Linked DNA regions of Homo sapiens: region 2 is linked to region 1. The links are chromatin contacts, found by Hi-C or POLR2A ChIA-PET in ENCODE. All regions are on one chromosome and are shown on one strand. The core of a region is the stretch at or near the end of the contact, and the rest is flanking DNA. Distances in the headings are between cores, read along the strand shown.

Evidence for each region. Hi-C counts contacts between places; a loop is a spot of excess contacts on that map. ChIA-PET counts read pairs that join two places held with the same protein, here RNA polymerase II (POLR2A). Pooled maps may share reads with other maps.
Region 2: a loop to region 1 is called in a map of PC-3, with 4 times the contacts of the local background. The contact joins the promoter of ADGRG7 here to the enhancer-like site in region 1. A Hi-C loop is called at or near these places in 1 of 168 maps with a recorded cell type or tissue (PC-3), 1 of 37 single-sample maps with no recorded cell type and 4 of 50 pooled maps. POLR2A ChIA-PET finds 5 or more read pairs at or near these places in 1 of 52 experiments (A549).

What each region holds. Positions count from the first base shown.
Region 1 is chr3:100,896,263-100,903,942 of GRCh38, forward strand. It overlaps ABI3BP (ABI family member 3 binding protein), which reads right to left. Exons shown (of 68, transcript NM_001375547.2): 3 at 6,356-6,424; 4 at 2,500-2,632. Among named protein-coding and RNA genes, the nearest start is that of ABI3BP, 93 kb to the right of the region's middle. Within about 2 kb of position 3,314, at least 3 of the 41 ENCODE cell types and tissues checked have a DNase peak (open chromatin) inside an H3K27ac peak, as active enhancers do; they include PC-3, where a contact is called at or near this core.
Region 2 is chr3:100,608,087-100,615,162 of GRCh38, forward strand. ADGRG7 (adhesion G protein-coupled receptor G7) reads left to right here and starts at 1,515. Exons shown (of 16, transcript NM_032787.3): 1 at 1,515-1,885. The coding sequence starts at 1,771.

The DNA.
Region 1 (7,680 bases), core at 2,064-4,563:
TAGCTTGGGCCTTAGAGTCAACAGCCTGGGTTAGAATCCTAGCTCCATTAGGTCATCTGTCCTAACTTTCTCTATATTCATTATCTCCGGGTGCTGTCAAACCATGGCAACATCTATCAATTAGAATCGGTCATCAGATAGATTCTTTTACAGAAGTGTCAGTAGGACAAAGTGAAATTGGAGGAGAGGCTTGAGAGCGGGAGGAAGAAATTACTCCAAATTATGCTACACAAGTTTGCCAGGTTACTAAACCTATTGAAACAAGTAGTCCTACAGATTCATCAAGCAAGTTGAGTAACCCTTAAAATTGGGTTGCATTTTGCTGTAAGACTACAAAATTTCCTTTCTTCCTTCCTCTCTTCTCCCTTTCTCTCTCCATAACTTTATCAAGATAATTTTTAAAAAGAAAAAGAGCAATCCATAAGTGTTTATTTTCTCAGCATTAGTACCCCAGACCAATCCATTAGGAACCGGAATTATCACAAGGAGGCATGTTCTTTTGAGTCCATTTTCCAAACAAAATAAGTCATGGGATTAGTGGTGGGTGAAATAAAAAGTATTTCAGATTCTTTGAAGCATTTCAAAATTATTTTTCAAAAAATTGGGTTTTGGAAATATCTTCTACATGTTTTTCCAAGTATTCATCCCTTGAGAACCATGGGCATATGAAGGGAAATTTGATTTTTTTCTTGAGTCTAGATTTCCCAACGTCAGATGAAAGGTGATTTTGAGAACTTATAAACACTTTAAAAATTCCTTCATTTTAGTTTGATTTGGACAAATAAAAATAAATAAAACACTACAAAAAACATAAACATGGCCAAAAAGCACATTAAGAAGTATGCAATAGCCTTAGTGTAAGGGAAATACATATCAAAACTGTAATGAAAAACTACTACACTAGAATGGCTAAAATGAAAGATGCTGACAACACAAAATGCTGCTTTAGAATGTGGAGCAATCAGAGCTCTCCTACATTGCTTGTGGGAATGTAGATGGAAAAATTAGGCAAAAAATAATCAAATATACGTAATATACATCTTCCTATAACTCAGAAATTCCACTTATGTTTAAGAGAAATTAAAATGTCCACCAAAATTTTATGCGAAAATGTTTATACAGTCTGTATTCATATACATAAAAAAAAACAACATAATTCAGGTGCTCATTAGCAAGAGAATAAACTTTTGAATATTCACATAATAGACTATCACTCAGGAGTACAAAAAAGAATGAATTATTGATATCCGCAATGTCATGAATGAATCTCAATGCTCAGCGAAAGAAGACAGTCAGAAAACCCATACTATATGACTCCATTTATATGGAATTCTAGAGTAGGCAAAACTAATCTATGGTGATAGAAATCAAATCAATGGTTGTTTCTGGAGGAAAGTACTTTCTAGAGTGATAAAATTTTTCTGTTTCCTGATGGGTATTGGATACATGGTTATAGGCATTTGTCATAACTCAAACTGTACACTAATATTTATGCATTTTACTGTGTTTAAATTATACCTCAATAAATGTTTTTTATTCAAAAAGGAATAAGAAAACTTCTGAAATGTAAAAATCACTTTGAATGTATTTAAAATAGAAAACTTTAAAAATAAAATGCCTTGATTGAAGCTTGAAAATTTTGAATGCTTTTCTAGATGCAAGTTTCTGAGTTTTGAAGCTAATATAGTAAATATTTATAAGCAAACATCATTTTATAACCAACCTAGAAGTATGGTTCAGCATGTAGCACAGGGCCTAGTACATATCCATCCAATGCATCTAAATACATGCATCAAATGGTTGGATGGATAAATAGCAGTAGTTTAAAAATATACTTAGATTTTTCCCATTTGTTCTTCCAAAGAAAATGGTAGCTTCATTTCCAACTTGCTTTTCCTCTGCTTATATCTCTGCCTGTGTGTCTCTCCTCAGTTTTCTAAGCCAGTGATTCTCAAACTTCAGTGGGCATCAAAACCACCTGGAAGGCTTGTGAAAACACAAATGGCTGGGCCCCACCTTGAGAGTTTCTAACTCAGTGAGTCTGAGGGGGACCTGAGAATTTACCTTTTGACAAGTTCAAGACATGCTGATACTGCTTGCTTTGGGAACCACACTTTGAGAAGTATGATTTAAGAGCTTCAATTGTGAGATCAAAGATCCATCCTTTTCCAATCAACTTTCCAACTTTTAATTGTCTTTCCTAACTGCCTTTGGCCCCGCCTTCTGAGTTTCTAATTGCACTTATTACTGATACCACCCATTTGCTATTTGACTCATACTTCCTTGTATAATAGTTCATGATTTTTGAAAAAAATTACATGTATGTGTTTTCTATTCAGGTAGATAACCTTCTCAAGGGCAGGGCCCCTGACTTTGTTCCCCTCACACCTAGAACAGGCTGTACAGCTAAGAGGTGTTAAGTCAATGCTAACAGTCCTGATACTTACATATTCTTCTAAAGCATGTACAGATGCTATTAAAAGCAAATGCTAATATTACCTGTCATTGGGACAGTGACTTGGCAATGTCCAGTCATGGTGTGGGTTGATGAGGAAACCCCAGGACAGGAAGACCGAGCTCGGTGTCAGAGTGCCAACCACCAGCTGCAGAGGTTTGCGAGAACGAGTTTTACCTGTGGAGGTGGCATAGAGGTTAATAATTCAGGAGACATTTAGTAAGTTGCCATGATTCGGGTAAAATGCATTAAAGATGACTTGGCAAGATGATGCAAAATGTGAAAACATCAAGTTCCTTTCCTTTTCTATAGTCCACATTATTACTAATTTTTGCCCAGGAATTTAAATGTGAATCAAATACCTTTTTCAGATTTGTGTCTATGCATGTGTGCATATGCATATATGCATACACATGTATATGTATATTGTACATGTACACATATTAACAATATCCAGCTATACCTAGTTTTATTTTCTTGTGGGTCAGGGAAGGATATGGAGGTCTTAGCTGTGATGAGTGAAATAAACAAACACACATACACACACTTAATTTCTTTTACAGATAAAATGAAAGTATGTTTATTTTTTTCCCGGGACTGTGAATGAGTGTGAAATAACATCTAAGACAAGAAAATAAACCTTATTATCTAGATTGTAGGTTATAATCTTTTTTAACCTATTTAGAAGTGTAAAATCTCTTCATGTTATTGTAGTAAGTATATATTTTACAATGAGTATCTAAATGGAAAAGGCAAACACATTTTTTAACAATGATGGAAGAGTAGGGGTAACACAGGAAGCACAGTTGTTCTGATGGTGCCAACTGGATCTAAATAATGCCAAGAGTTATGCTAATAAATCACTGGAGATTGTGTTCAAGTACACAGAAGCAGGCACTTGCACTTTCAAAATTATCTGAAACTGCAGAAGTAGGGCAGCGAAAAACAGGAAGAACCTCAACCATGAAAACCAATGCTGACTCATTGAAAATAATTAGAGTAAATAAGATAAAAATCCGATAGAAAGCCTAATAAAACTACACAGAATATAAAACATACATACTCTGTATTGCTGTTGAATTCCCTCTTTTATTTCTTGAGACTATGAATGTTGTATTTGCTCTAGAAAGAACTTGTGCTGTCTAATGAAGTGGGAGCCAAATGGCAGAATGGCCTGCCACCTCTATTAAGGTAGGTAGGAGAGTGCCCCTTGCATGAGCCTATTGGTGGTCATCTGAATCAAATGCTCTTGAAAATTGTGTCAAGCTTGTTCCTTTTGTTAAATTTAAGTTCTGTAAGTTGTTATTCAAGCAAGAACCCTTCTTAGCACAGAATACACCTAACCTAGTGGTGGCAAATTGCCTCATTATAGGATAGTTGACTTTTAAAGATGTTTGAAATAAGTTTCAAAGATAGTTATCATTTACATGGTTGGAAACACGGGTTTATTCTTCTCTAACTTCTGCAGACCCAGCTGTAATTGTGCCTTATATGATGGTGATTTAAATTGTCATGTATGAGCTCCAATGAGGGCAGATTAGAATCTGCAGTGAAGGCAGGGAACACTTATAGTTTGAACAAGCCCTGGGATGATTGTGATCTTCCCTTTTCAATTCCTGAGTTGATTTTCACTAACGTGATGCAACGATCTCATTCACTTTGCAGATGAAAAATAAGGCACAGAGAAGTTTCAAGATTGTCCAAAGTCACATTAAGAGCAAAGTCAAAACTCAAGTCCTGGGTCTCCTCAATCACAATCTAGTTTTATTTTTATGATATCACTGTCTTGGCTCTCTATGTATAAAAATAATGCCATTTAGAGATGAAAGACATATTTTTCATGTAAGGAACCTAAGGCTTGTATGACCAAGGGAAACTAATGGTCTCCCAATTATTTGTATGACCAAATAACTATTTCACTAAGGTTGAATCTTAATATAAAAATAATTAAATAATTAAAATTTATGTGGCAGATACAAATATAGAATGAATGGAAGCTAATCCCTTAGTCATTACATTATTCCTAAATGCAGATAACAAAAACAAAATTATATCCGCTATCCAAAAAGAAAGGTGGGATGTTATATCCTGAGCAAGATGAAGCAATTTCCTGAGCTGGTCATAAAGTAAACAATAATTTCTAAGGCTAGTGTCATAGAATCCTCAAAATAAAATGAAGTTATAAAGTGCTAAGGCATGATCATTCTCTTGACATTCCTTACATAATTTTGTATATTTGTACTATGATCATATTTCTATCAAGAAACAGTTCAATGAGTATTCATCTGAAAACAGATTCCATGGAATCACACTGATGTTTCTTGAGTTTGTGGCTCAATATTTTTGAAGTACAGTCTTGAAATATTGAGAGTACATCTATTTTCAAGTGTGTGGAAAACTGTCTGGACAACTCTCACTAACAAGTTGTAAGGAGCGATTGGAATTTCCCTTTTGCTTTGGGATGATCTATGAGGCCAGGAAAAAGAATTAGTATTTTTCAAAATGCTTAACCATTCAATGCTGCTCTTAAAAGAAGTGGAAATCAGCAGAAAGAGGGGAGGGAATTGTGGCAACTAATTTCTGATTTAAGCTATTTAGTATAACTGAATAGCTGACTGTTCTTTCTCCCATTTTATTCCTCCAGAAAAATATAGCAAACAAACAAAAAGATCCTTTTATCGTGTGGTATCCAGTGTACCATAAAAGATGAACATGCTTTGGCAATAATTACTTGGAGATCATTCACATTAGAAAAATAAAAGCAGGCTGGGTGCAGTGGCTCACACCTGTAATCCCAGCACTTTGGGAGAGCGAGGTGGGGGTGGATCATGAGGTCAGGAGGTCGAGACTGTCCTGGCTAACACGGTGAAACCCCGTCTCTACTAAAAAATACAAAAAATTAGCCGGGCCTGGTGGTGGGCGCCTGTAGTCCCAGCTACTCGAGAGGCTGAGGCAGGAGAATGGCGTGAACCTGGGAGGCGGAGCTTGCAGTGAGCTGAGATTGCACCACTGCGCTCCAGTCTGGGCCACAGAGCAAGACTCCGTCTCAAAGAAAAAAAAAAAAAAGAAAAGCAAAATTTTGTGATCAACTCTATATAGAGTTAGGAAGATGCAACATCAGATAGAAAAAGCATATTCACAGCTTCTTCCTTATAGCAATGGTCAGCTATATTATTTGATCTGAGAAGAAGTTTTGGTAGTGAAATTAGACGACATAGAATTTTAATCTTTAGTTATGTAGAAAGTTTCTACTTACTTATTTATATATCCACTTTCCTGTTGCAAGTCTTCCTAGACCTGGAAACATGAGTGTTGCTATTATTTTTATTTTATGGAAGAAATCCTTCCTTTATTGAATTGAAGAGGTTAGAAGGGAGAGATAAGGAGTAAATAAAACCTACATGCTGATCTATTTAACACACATACATGAATTATCCTTTTAAAATGTAAACAGTCTCCTTAAGAAAAGGTGAGACATAAAATTTTGCCCTTAACATCTGAAAGGCACAATAGTGAGCATGAGTTCACACACTGTAAAATAGAAACAGGCTAATAGGAGCTAACCCCAAATGAGCACTGACTACAGGCCAGGCACTGTCCTTAACTCATTTAATCCTCAAGGACAACCCTATTATGCAGCAGAATCCAGGAGTAGAGAGGTTCAATAACTTATGTAATTCCCTGCAGTTTGCAAGTGGTGGCACCAGGAGAAAATCCCAAGCAGTCTCTACCACCAGGCTGTGTTACTTCTCCAAAAGGGTAAACTGTGGACCCAGGGCTGACACCTCCTCTACATTCTTAAAGCTTCTCAAGGCATTTGGTCTCCAGGGGTCCAAAAGAGATGAAAAGTCATGGTTCAAAGTTCATAAAAGAAAAAGAATTCAATGCAAAGGACTATACCTGAACATGACTTCTTTTGACTTGGAGGTGGAGCAGGTCGCACAACTATCAGATATTTCGGCTCTGCATCTGGAAGCAATAACATTATTTATCAGAAAAACCCTTTGAGAACCAGCATTGGAGGCAGCACACCCCTACCCTGATTCAGCATTCCCTGAGTCATCCTCCATAACCGCAGCTCCAGGGAGTGAGAGGACCCAATAATCCGAAAAGTTGACACTTCCTGAGAAGTTTATTAAGTCATTAAAATGAAAATTAAATCCAGATTTTCCAAACCAAATGGGCAAGGGTGAGGGAGAAGTCTTAAAATAATCATACTATACACAGATTTTAAACGCTGTCTTCATCAGTTCTTTTCTCTGCAAATATATATTTTAAAAAATCAGAGTATGTCCATTCTGTTACCCCATGCCTCAAGGAGAGCCAATCCCGATGCTCCAGGGAAGGAAAAATTCTACTTGCACAAGACACCGTGGGCCTCACCTGTATGAGCTAAAATCACTCCCTTTCATGGGAACAGGAATATTTATAACGCCCTTCCTAATTTGTATCCTGTTTATGTAATTTCTCAGCCTGTTTTCATAGCTAGTCATTTTTAATGAACAATTTCTAAACAGTCACAATTTATAAGTTGGTATAATTTTCATTTTAAATATATTTCAATGAAATGTACATAGGGAATCTCAGGATATTTAAGTTTTAAATAAAATTATATTAAATCAATCAGCATATGCTAACTCAATAAGGAGCTAATAATTTATCAAATAATTTTTTAAATATTGATGTCTGCAAGATGAATGGCTGGTTACACATATGTAAATAAACCAAATATATTTTGGGCATATGAAATAGCATTTTATAAGCAACTCTACTGGATTAATGGATTGATGAGTATTCTTTACAATGTTCCTCCAGAACTTTAAACTCTGAAACTCGTTCTATAAGAAATATCATTTGGATGCTGTAGTCAGCCAGAATTCACAGCTACTTACTCAGGCAGACTTCATATCTTTGTTTTGTTTTCATTCTGGGTTCAAATGTCTCCCCTCCATGAGTCTGGAGCAGAGGCCTTCTTGCCCAAGGCTTTGCAGAGCTGACCTCTTTTCAGATGGGGACAACCTGGCAACTCAACTTCTCTTAGTAACTTGTGCCTTTGTCTTTTTCTGGACATCTTACACAGCACTATTGGCTATAACCTGCTGCAGTAATTACCGCCGAATAAAGTAACTTAGGCAGCCTGATGAACTCACCTCAGAGCTTTGCCTCATCATTGTACAGTTGCCTCCTGCCCACCACACAGATAAAGGAGCATTCATTCTGTTCCA
Region 2 (7,076 bases), core at 265-2,764, 290 kb before region 1:
TGATTTTTCAACTTCACCATGGTGCAAAAGCAATATGCATTCAGTAGAAACCATGTTTGGGGTACCCATACAACCATTCTGTTTTTCACTTTCACTACAGTATTCAATATATCACATGGGATATTCGCCACTTTATTATAAAATAGGCTTTGTGATAGATGATTTTGCCCAATTTTATGCTATTGTATGTGTTTTGGGCACATTTAAGGTAGGCTAGCCTAAGCAAGGATGTTCAGCAGGTTAGGTGTATATTTAATGCGTTTTGACTTAAGATATTTTTTAACTTAAGGTGGATTTATTGGGATGTAATCTTATTGTAAGTCAAGGAGCACCTGCACTCCATAATAATTAAATATGATGATCTTTTATTTTAGCAGTTATGACTTGCCTTATAGGTGGCTATATCTAGGTATCTCACCCCTGAGAAATTATGAGTTCTTTGAGGACCCTGTTCATGTCTTGTACCAATTCAAACACATTAAAGGCATTTAATATGGATTTGATGAAGCAAGGGAGTGTCCAGAGAAGACCAGAGCATCTGTTCTCTCTACCAAAACAAAACTGTGATTGAGGAGGTGAATGTTCATGTATCTGTTCTTCCCTGTAAGGGTAGAGGGTAGGGAAGGAGAACATGGGAGCCTGGGCAGGAGAGGGTCAGAGCTGCATCTATAGAGAGACACCAGTTTGTAGTTACTCTGATGATGTATTAGTTTCCCAGGGCTGCTCTAATAAAGTACCACAAACTGGGTGGCTTAAACAACATAAATTTGTTGTCTTACAGTTTGGGTGGCTAGAAGTCAAGTCAAGGTGTCAGCAGAGCCAGTTCCTTCTGAGGACTCTCTCTTGTAGATGGCCGTCTTCTCTCTCTGTCTCTTCAGATCATCTTTCTGTATTCATGTCTGTGTTCAGATTTCTTCTTCTTATGAGGACACCAGCCATATTGATTAGTGACCACCCTAACAAACTCGTTTTAACTCGATCACCTCTGCAGTAACCACATCTCCATGTGAGGCCTCATTCTGAGGTACCGAAGGTTAGGACTCCAACATATGAATGTTGGAGGGGACACAATTCAGCCCATAGCAGGTGGGTTATCATGCTGGGCTTTAGTGCTTGTCAAGACCCAGCCTGTGCCAGTATGCACACTCACCAACTGCATCTGTCAAAATGTAGGCTCCTTAAAGAAATGCAAGCGCTAAAAACCATGTGTGGTGATTGCCATTTATCCTCTTATTGACAACCTAGTTCATTTCCCCGAGAGAGTGTTTTGTGTGGTCTGAAGCACCTGCCAGTCTATCTCTGCTGTACCCTCCCAAGACAAAAATACAGGAAGCCGAGCCATAGGTGACTACTGGCAACCACTGCCTTTGTGATTTCCTCTTTGGTTTCTTCTATTTTGTTCCCTTCCTTCACTCTGTGGCTTGTCTGGGCATTCACTCTTTGACCCTTGTGGCTAGTCCCTCCCCTTCTTCTTTATTGCCCTGAGTTATCTCCCTATTCCCATAACTCTAATCACTTTTTTCATGTTCTCCTTGAGTGAAGGATGAGGAAATTGAAAGCAGAGTATGCACCTTTTATTAGGAGATTCAAACTGCATCCTACTGGATTAGCCTCAAAAGTCCTAAAATACAAAGACATCCATCTGACAGATCACTGAGGGGAGGACTTGTTTTTCTGTTTTAGAATAGTTTCCGATTAAACTTTTTAGCTCAAGAAGAAAAGAAGCTAGTTATTTCTCACCCAGGAGTGGATTTGTGGTTTGGCTTCACCATGGCTTCCTGCCGTGCCTGGAACCTTAGGGTGCTGGTGGCTGTCGTGTGTGGACTACTGACTGGCATCATTTTGGGACTGGGCATCTGGAGGATTGTGATCAGGATCCAAAGAGGTAATGTTGTCCTGCTATGTTTAACTCAGAGTAAGAGAAGGTATGGGACCTCTGTCCCTGCCACCTGGTGCACAAGTACTGGGAGGTACCTTGTCCAGTCTGAGGCATTCCACCAAGGTGCCATTTATGGGATATAAAAGACCAAGTCAGTTAAGCCTAGCAGATGGTTGAATAGAAATGAATAGGTGTGGGTGTGAGTGGGCAGGGGGAAGAGTGACATAATTGAATTGGCCTCTTTATGCTCTTTTAACTCCAGACTGAATTGGTAGAAGAGTAATAATTAAAACGATTAGTAACACACATTTAGGTCTGTTTGGCTAAATTCAGGAAAGGGTAAATCGTTATGAACAAGGACACACACATGCATCAAACACATACACACACATGCATAACACACATACAATCAAACATACACAGAATGGAATTTCATTTTAAGAGAGAAGTTAAAGAAACTCATCACTAAGGTTTAAGTGAAATGATCTCATGGTTTGCATACAAATTTCCCACTTTCCAGATGTAGGAAACTAATCAAAAATTTAAAAACCATTTTTAAATGACTTTCCTGATTATTCAACGAACATTTGTTAGTCCCCCGCTGTGTGCCAGAGCTGGCCTGGAAAAGGAGGACGTGGGAGGGGAAGTAGTGAGTAAAACAATGATGTTAAAGAAAAGCCCGCTGGAACTCAGAACGCGAAATTTCAATGATCCTAATGCTGGATCCCTTGGGCTGTAGAGCTTCTCCGTAAAGGAATTCAATGTTGGATGGGCTACATACTCCCTTTCGTGAAAATCAGAGAAAGCTTCTAATGAAACAATAAATAAGGGTAAATAATGCCGATCGGGAAAGGCAGCAGGAGAGGCAGTATGCCCTCTGAGCAGGTAACTGGGGAGGACAGAAGGTTGGGGAGCTAGCAGGAGCATGGAGCATGGCTGCAAAGATCCAGTGTTGAAGACCAACAGAGGGATCTGACATACTGGCTGCTGATGGAGTGGTAGCTGGGGATGGATTTGTCCTCCCCCTACCCCACCGCCCTAACCAGTATTTAGAGAATACTGTATCGATAGTATTTAGAGAACTAGAATGAGAAAATTTACCAGAACAAAAATAGTAAAATTTAAACTTGGAGCAAATGTGTTTTTGTTTGTTTAAGGTTGTAAAATAGTTTCATTCAGGTTAAAAAATTATGAACTATGGATTTTACCCCATTAAGGCTGCCAAATTTATAAGACCTCATTTAAAGGACATACTTCACAAAGTTTTGTTTGTTTGTTTTTCCTTCCTTCCTTCCTTCCTTCCTTCCTTCCTTCCTTCCTTCCTTCCTTCCTTCCTTTCTTCTTTCCTTCCTTCCTTCCTTCCTCCCTTCCTTCCCCCCGTTCCTTTTTTCCTTTATGTAAGCGACATCTATTTTTAAAGGGAAATTTATGATGACTTATAAAGGACACAGTTATAGCAAAACCATTAAAAACAAGGACCAAAGTACAAAAACAACATGAGAAAGAGTGCAGGATGGGGGACAGAAAACCTGAAAGTTCAAGGCTTGGGGGGAGTTGCTGAAAATAAATACAAAATATATTCCCGAACTTTCTGAGTACTAAGATCCAAAAGGAGGCATAATAAGTAATAAAGATCCCATGTCTAACAATAGAGGCATACCAGCTCCTCAAAAAGAAAAACTTTTCTCTTGTTCTGAGAAGCATATTTCAATTGGCTGTTTATATAAGGGTCATCTCTTAGCTTTGGGGTAAACCCGATGGAAAAGGAGAGGGTTCTCACTGTCATTTAAAGAAAAAGAGTGAAAGACTGGCACCATTTGCTGTTACTATTTTGCCTTGTACATTTTATTGAGAGTGCATTTGAGTTGGTAAATTCTGTTTCTTTTCACTTCACTCCACTCCACTCTACTCCACTTCTTTTTATCCTATCCCATCCCATCCTATGTAATTGTTGAATATTCTTGCTTGGGTTCCTTTATTCAGGTATAGACATAAATTGTTTTTACATTTTTTTAAGGGGGAGAGAGGTCACACATATCTCTGAGAAACTGATGAAAGCTATAAATGTCTTAGTAGGGAAAATATATATAAACACACAAAATTTTGCATAAATTAATTTTATTGCATTCAAAATTTATTTTGAAGAATCACTCCAGGCTGGAGTAACATATATATAAATTAAAAGAACATATAAATTAAGTCTCTTTCACTTTTATTTTTCTTGGAAAAGTAATGGCCTCATTGTGAAAAATAAAAAAAAATTTCAAATTCTGCTCTGAGTAAATTTCAGTAAGAAGTTACTCTGATTTGGCAGTAAACACTGATGTACAACAATATTTATGCTATTTATGTATTTAATTATTATAATACCTATAGTTTTAAAAATTCTTACTATGTTCTAGGTACTATGCTAAAAACTTAGAGAAAATCTCAGTTTTGCCAGAACTCCAGCCTTTTCACATTGGGCATTCTTCATAGAAAAACACAAGAAGCAGTATAGCTTTTGGGCCCCTTCACTCTTGATGATGAAAGTAAAATGAAAACATAATTAAGCTTTATTATATTTCTTCCCATTGGCATTTTCCAACTTGTGCTAAGCCTGATATAATCATAGACAGATGTCCACAATCATAATGGTAGAAAATGTTTTCTTTAACTCCTCCCAAAGGGAGAGTATCTGAACCTCAAAACACATGAGTAGTGCCTTACTTGACCATATTCTACACCTCTTCTGGTTCGTAGAATTTCCTGCTCTTTGCCACCAGGACTGTTTTTTTCTTTATCCCCGCTTATCTCCAGATATTCTAACCTTCATTCTCTATCACAGGATACACCTGTTCTTCAGTCCTGCAAGAGATTTCAGGACGTTGAAATATTCCCAAACCCCAAGGTCTGACTTCATAGCATTGATAATTTTTGTTGATGTTGTTTTATTTTTGTTTTGAGAAGGAGTCTCATTCTGTCTCCAGGCTGGACTGTGGTGGCATGATCTCGGCTCACTGCAACCTCTGCCTCCTGAGTTCAAGCGATTCTCCTGCCTCAGCCTCCCGAGTAGCTGGGACTACAGGCACTCACCACCACGCCTGGCTATTTTGTGTATTTTTAGTAGAGATGTGGTTTCACCATGCTGACCAAGCTGGTCTTGAACTCCTGACCTTAAGTGATCTGCCCGCCTCGGCCTCCCAAAGTGCTGGGATTACAGGCGTGAGCCACCGCACCTGGCCTGATAATTCTTACACTGTGGAAAATACAGGTTGTTATGAAAGGTCAATGAGAGTTTATTGTTTGTCAAAAAATAATCTGACCATAGATACTTGGCTTTAATTTCACTCATTTACAGTACTTCTTTCAGAGGCAAACTCAATAAATCTAACTCATGTGACTGTTCCTGGAGTATATTTGCATTTGGGGGTTTAAAAAATAAAAAAAGTCCAGAGTAGAGTTTTCTGGAGAGAGAAAGTTGGTTTTAGGCAGCTATAGTGTTCTTTTGTCTTAATCCTGGTGTTGTAAATCTTTCTTCTGCTCCTTAACCAGTCTTCCTTCTTGCTTCCTCACATAACCACCCCCTAAATTAAAAAAAAAAAAAGTCTATTAAAGGGAAGGGATTTTTAAAATAAATTTATTCCAGTTTGGCTATGTAATTGGCTGAGGGGCATGGATTATTTTAATATCAGAATCAGTGATGTTTAAAGTGTTGATTCCATTTTAAAAGTTACTTTCTTGAACTAAGGGGCTAGAATCTTGGCTTAGTGGATTATTCCTGGATTTCAAGGTATTAGATATTTTTACTCGAAATTCTGGATACTTGCTGTTCTTTGATGACACAAACGTTGACGATCTAACATGGAATATAGTGGTTAAAATGGACACTTGAGAGTATAGGGGAAAAATGTACAAGAGTAGGGGAAAGAAAACTCTGGGGCCAAACTACCTGAGTTTAGATCCCAATAATGCCCCTCACTAGCTTTGAGCAAATTATTAACTTTGAGCAAATTATTCAACATTTTTGAGTCTCAGTTTTCCTGCTTATTATGTGCATAGTAGTAAACCCATGAGGCTTAAATGAGTCAATATATTAAAAATTTAAGATGATGTCTAGGACGTTGTAAGTACTTAATAATTGTTGGCTGCTATCCTCTAGGTATTTTTAGATAATTCAGTGCAGAGCATAGTTTTCTCCACTCCCTGGTTTATACCTTGAATAGATACCATTGACCTAGATTGGACCTTTGGATTGAGACTCAAATTACCAATCCAAAAGTTTACAATAGGTTTAATCATTAAGTTCAATTGACTAGCTCAAAACTGAAACAGAAACAGTTCTAAGAACTGGCACATCTTCCTGTATTTGCCTTTCAATACTTATGCTACACTGTACCATCAAGAAAAATGTTTATTAAAATATTTAGTCATGCATACCAAAGTATAATAAGAATTAAAAAAGGAAAAATTATTTAACCAGTTTATTGAAATATTTAACCAGGTAGTTAATACCGGACAAAGTTTACCTTAAATAAAGACTATGTGTATTTTATTTGTATAAATCTTTCAGGGTTTTTCTCTTTACAACCAGAATAAACTTTCCCAAGCATTGTCCTCTCATTTAAGAGTTAACTTTATTGTCACCAAACTATTTCAAATTAGGACAAATGAGAGATGCCTGGATTTTAAACCCCAAAAGACTAAGCTAGGCACTAGAAAGGATCTGCAGATGAAATTTCTTAGACTAAGGAAATATGTTTTTATTTCCCTACTTATTAAAATCAAACTTTTCAAAGCAGACTCTAATTTTGTCTAGGAGAAGAAATTAATATTTTTTATTTGGAATCTTTAATATTATTTTATGCTACTTTCTCAAGCAGCATGTATGTGTTGTATATGTTCTGTATTTAAACTTCCAAGATGTGTATTAAAAGCATTGAAAATGTGTAGTAAAAACATTGAAAATAGGGCTAATAATTCTAGAAATACTACTTTGTACAATTTAAAAGAATATAGGAAAATTATTATTATCATACTGATGTTATAAAAGAAAAATATTGCTACTAAATGTATTCCAAAATATGGAGCCTCAAATAAAAGGAAGCTGATGCTGCCTGTTGCAATCAATGGTAAAGGCAGGCACTGTGAGGAAGGAGCAGAAGCACTTGATCAGTTACAAGGAGGTCTGAGTCTAGCACCTGCTCTGCTACCAATT